Linked DNA regions of Homo sapiens: region 1 is linked to region 2. A link is a loop called in an ENCODE intact Hi-C map of the cell type or tissue named here. Cell type or tissue: IMR-90. All regions are shown on one strand.

What was found. Hi-C counts contacts between places; a loop is a spot of excess contacts. Peaks named below come from ENCODE experiments on the same cell type or tissue, not always from the same donor. Only the 100,000 strongest peaks of a DNase experiment are listed, where the experiment ranks them.
Region 1: a loop joins it to region 2, with 2.7 times the contacts of the local background. A loop is called at or near these places in 1 of 110 quality-filtered maps.

Annotation. Positions count from the first base shown.
Region 1 is chr13:43,053,918-43,056,417 of GRCh38, forward strand. All of the region lies in intron 1 of DNAJC15 (DnaJ heat shock protein family (Hsp40) member C15), which reads left to right. Among named protein-coding and RNA genes, the nearest start is that of DNAJC15, 32 kb to the left of the region's middle. RefSeq lists enhancers at 1,051-1,130, 1,161-1,320, 1,451-1,500. In IMR-90, no CTCF peak of the experiment used is centred here; a DNase peak (open chromatin) is centred at 1,114; H3K4me3 peaks cover 991 bases; H3K27ac peaks cover 1,377 bases.
Region 2 is chr13:42,659,046-42,661,545 of GRCh38, forward strand. No RefSeq gene overlaps it. Among named protein-coding and RNA genes, the nearest start is that of TNFSF11, 86 kb to the left of the region's middle. In IMR-90, a CTCF peak has its summit at 1,518 (motif pointing right); no DNase peak of the experiment used is centred here; H3K27me3 peaks cover 525 bases.

The sequences.
Region 1 (2,500 bases), 390 kb after region 2:
TTGATTGCTCTGGCTAGGACTTCTAGTACTATGTTGAATAGAAGTGGTGTAAGTGGGCATCCTTGTCTTGTTGCAGTTCCCAGAAGGAATGCTTTCAACTTTTCTCCACTCAGTATTATGTTGGCTGTGGGTTTGTCTTTTATTACCCTAAGGTATGTTCCTTCTATCCTGATTTTGCTGAGAGTTTTAATCATGATGGAATGCTGGATTTTGTCAAATGCTTTTTCTGTGCCTGTTGAGATGATCGGGTGATTGTTGTTTCCACTTCTGTTTAGTATATCACATTTATTCACTTGTGTGTGTTAAACTATCTCTGCATCCCTGGTATGAAACCCTCTTGATCATAGTGGATTATTGTTTTGATATGCTGTTGGGTTTGATTAGTTAGTATTTTGCTGAGGTTTTTTGCATCTATGTTCATCAGGGATTTTGGTCTATAGGTGTTCATTTTGTTGTTGTTATGTCATTTCCTGGTTTTGGTATTAGGGTGATAACTGGCTTCATAGAATGATTTAGGGAGGATTCCCTGTTTATCTTTTGGAATATTTTCAATAGGATTGGTACTAGTTCTGTTTTGAATGTCTGACAAAATTCAGCTGTAAATCCATCTGGTCCTGGACTTTTTTTTGTTGACAGTTTTTTTGATTACCATTTCAGTCTCACTTATTGTTATTGGTATGTTCTGAGTTTCTAGTTCTACCTTGTTTAATCTTGGAGGGTTGTATATTTCCTGGAATTTATCCATCTCCTCTAGGTTTTCTAGTTTCTCTGTGTAAGGGTGTTCATAGTACTCTTGAATGATCTTTTTATTTCTGTGGTATTGGTTGTAATATTGTTATAGGAAATAGAAATAAAGTATTTGGGTAGACGGGGAGAAGAGAGTCCCTGGCAGAAAACTTTCCTTCTAACATAAAGTAGCTCAGAAATAGCTCCCTTCTAACCTCATGCAGTTCAAAGAAATCACTTCTCTAACTAAACAAGCAGCCTGAAAGATCAGGCTGTAAATCACAGATAAACCCCTGGAGCACAGAAGGAGGGCGGGGAGTCTCCTGGGTAATCACCAAACTTCACAATGGGCCCCAGTAAAAACAGTGGGCCTTAATAAGCACATTCCTTTCCCTTTAGGACATCAAGATAGAGAAGCTAAAAGTGGACTTGGGGAGGTGGGGGTGGAGACGTCGTGGGGGAGGGGTGTTGGGGGGATGCCTGCAGCTGCAAGAAGATGTCTGGGAACAGACACAGAAACTCTCCCTCTCAGATAAGCAAAAGAAGGCATCACAGACTAAGTCTGCCCATGTGATCCAGGAATAAAGTGAGAGCTGATAAAAAAAAAAACTCTGCTCTATAAAGATAGCACACCTGGTCCCAACTAAATCGTCAGGCCCTAGGAGGATAAGACATCCCCTCCTCACTGGCACCACCCCCGCCACCTGCCACTAACTCCCTCCTCACTAGCCCATTTATAAAAACCCTGACATTTTTACTAAGCAACTCACTCGGGACCCATCTCTTCAAGGGAGAGCTGTTCTTTCTTTTTGCCTATTCAACTTTGCTCCAAACTCAAGTCTGTGTGTGTAGTGTGTGTTCGCGACCTCCGTCTCCTTGACTGTTCGACCAAGAGCCTTGGTATTTACCCCAGACAACGAGGCTGCTTCAGTATCTCCCGTTTCATTTCTAATTTAGCGTATTTGGATCTTCTCTCTTCTTTTCTTGGTTAATCTAAGGGTCTACCAATTTTACTTATCTTTTCAAAGAACTGAACCAGTTTTTGTTTCACTTTTGTTTTGTTGTTGTTGCTGTTTCAATTTCCTTTAGTTCTTCTCTGATCCTTCTTTCTATTCTCTTGCTGGGTTTGGGTTTGGTTTGTTCTTGTTTCTCTTTTTCCTTGAGGTGTGACCTTACATTGTCTATTTGTGCTCCTTCAGAATTTTTGATGTATTACATACATTTTGATTTAATATTATGAACTTTCCTCTTAGCACTGCTTTTGTTTTATCCCAGAGGTTTTGGTAGGTTGTGTCACTAATGTCAGTTCAGTTCAAATACTTTTTTATTTTTCATCTTGATTTCATTGTTGACCCAAAGATCATTCAGGAGCAGGTTATTTAATTTCTATGTATTTGCATGGTTTTGAGGGTTCCTTTTGGAGTTGATTTTCAGTTTTATTCCACTGTGGTCCGAGAGAGTACTTGATATAATTTTGATTTTCTTAAATTTATTGAGACTTGTTTTTTAATTTTTTTTTTTTTTTTAGAAGGAGTTTCGCTCTTGTTGCCTAGGCTGAAGTGCAATAGTGCAATCTCAGCTCACTGCAACCTCCACCTCCTGGGTTCAAGCAAGCCTCCCAAGTAGCTGGGACTACAGGCATGCACCACCACGCCTGGCTAATTTTGTATTTTTAGTAGAGACATGGTTTCACCATGTTGGTCAGGCTGATTTTGAACTCCTGACCTCAGGTGATCCACCTGCCTCAGCTTCCCAAAGTGCTGGGGTTACAGTG
Region 2 (2,500 bases):
CCAAGCAGCCTGTGCTCTCCTCTCCCATAGCACAAGTCACTGAGTCTGTCTGTTCCTCATCAGGCTCAAAGTGCTTTGAGGGGCAGGTACCAATTATTTCATCTTGTATTCATTTGAGCCTAGCACAGTGTCCCCAAGCATTCATTCACTCTATTCTGCTTTTTTAACCACCTCAAGATGTTATAGTATGTTTCTGTGTAGTATCTGCCCCACTCTAAGGCAAGCTGTACAATGCCAGGGAGTTTGTTTTGTTCAATCCGTTGCCATGACAATGATACCTGGCAGAGGATAGGTGTTGAAGTAATTGTGTATTTGTTGAATGAATGAGTGAATGAATCTGATGTTCATGCCCTGATCCTAGCTTTGGTCCATTACGACTTCATCATGGCAAATCCCTATTTTTTCAGTTTTCTTTGACCTGAGATTCTTTAGTAAGTGGTTGCTGACTAACTATTTGACATGGGACAAGTTGCTAATCCCCTCTCTGTCTCAGTTTCTCCTTTGGTGAGGAGAAATCTAGCTTCATTAAATTGACATGCAGTTAAATCTACTTCATTAAATTGACATGAGAGTTAAATTAGTTTATTCATGTACAATATTTAAACAGTACCTAGCACATGGTAAATGTCCAGTAAATGTTAGCTATCATCATCATCAAAATTACCTCCATCTTGTTTTTATATCCCACACTCCTTTAAAATCATTCTTTGAAACATTTTTCCTCCTACAAAGTCTTCAAGCTATAACTGTCCCAATCATTTTAGGGGCCACAGGACAGCTTCATGCAGAGTCTCTAGCATAATGCTAGATAGTTATTAAATGCTTGACTAGAATGACAATTTGGAATTCCTCTTTTAAAATACTGGCATCTTGATGTGTAGGTCATCTTTTCAGATTGCCCCATACTGAACTGATCTGCACTATTCAATAGAAAATGAGTTTTTGGGAAACAGCGTTTTCTTGTCTATTCTCTCACTTCAGTTAGGAATAACAGTTATAAGCAGAATAACAATAGCATTTCTATTTTTATACATGACATCCATCCACCTGTTTTTCAAAACCTGACACCTGAGCCAGATGGATTTCATCCTAGTTTTATTTTCTTTCTTTTTCTTTTTTATTTTTGGAGAGGCTGGGATAATACCTGCACAGTGAGAGCAAAGCCATGGCCCCAGAAGCAAGGAGAGCTCATCCTAGGTTTAGATAGGAACTTAAATAAGGAAAAAACCTTCCTCAGGTGCTCCAAGAATCAAATAAACACATGTTCACAGTGGCATTTCCATGGAGATGTTAGAAAGCCAATCTGAGCGTGCTATTCCATGTAATTTGAACAGGTGCAAGTTAAGCATGGTGGCTTGCATTCCTATAATGCCAATAAAAGCTTTAATACTCTGGAGATTAATTAATGATAAAAACAAGATCTTGCTGGCATCTGTGATGAATGCTTGTGGGTATTGAATACATAGCCTGACACAGGTATGTGTGTCTGTATATGTGCATTGAGTTTAAGCATTGTCCAAAAGATGGCACTGTTTGTGTTTTTATCATGTTTAATTGCAAACTTTATACTATCTAGGCATATTAATGAACTAATTTAAGACAGAGCAGAGATATCATCCTCCACACAAATCAAACTGCTACTTTATTATAGGCCCTTTCAAACTCTTCATCTCTTTCCTCACGAAATGAATATGCCCAAGCTGTTAAATGCAATAACTGCAATGTCAGCAAACCTTTTATTTATCAAATACTTTTTTTTCTATCTTAAAGGGGATTATAAAACCTACCTTTGAAATCATTACAGATACACGACAGAAGACGGATAATTGTGACATATTTAACTTTTTAATCTTGGGAAGCTAGATTTTTCAAATATAAGTACTTCTTGATCATTTAAACGTGACTACACATGTAACACACAACTGGTAGTTGCAGTAATTATTAAAAAGCATTGTTCTTTGAAATTACTAACACAGCAAAAGGTGAAATCTCCAAATAACTTTATGAGGGCAAATAGGAAATTAGCTCCAATAACATTCTACAATCTCAAAATGTACTAGGGAATACTTCTGTGTGGGAGTGAGACATGCTGAGAGATGGCTTGTTAGAAGCACTCTGATGTTGCAGTGGACATATACATTTTTGCCTGTACAGCATGTCTTTTGGAAATCACCGTTCCTCATTCTTAAGCGACTTGCAGTCATTGTTCATTGGCCAAAGCAAGTCAAATGGCAACCCTAAATTCAATGGGTTGTGGAAGTGCAGGACTGCTATGTTCCTGAAAGGGTGGGGGGAAAGTGAAGTATTTAGATAATGTGTACTATTACCTAAATTCAGGGTGTGGTTTTCATAAGGCTAGAAGCAAAAGCCAGTGAGTGGTTTCGCCAAGTTGGCGGAGAAGGGGTTTGTTAGATACGGAGATAAATAAAATTCCATAAAAAAAGCTTTCCCTAATGACAAAGAATCATCAGGGAGAAATGACACAGAATTTGCATTAATG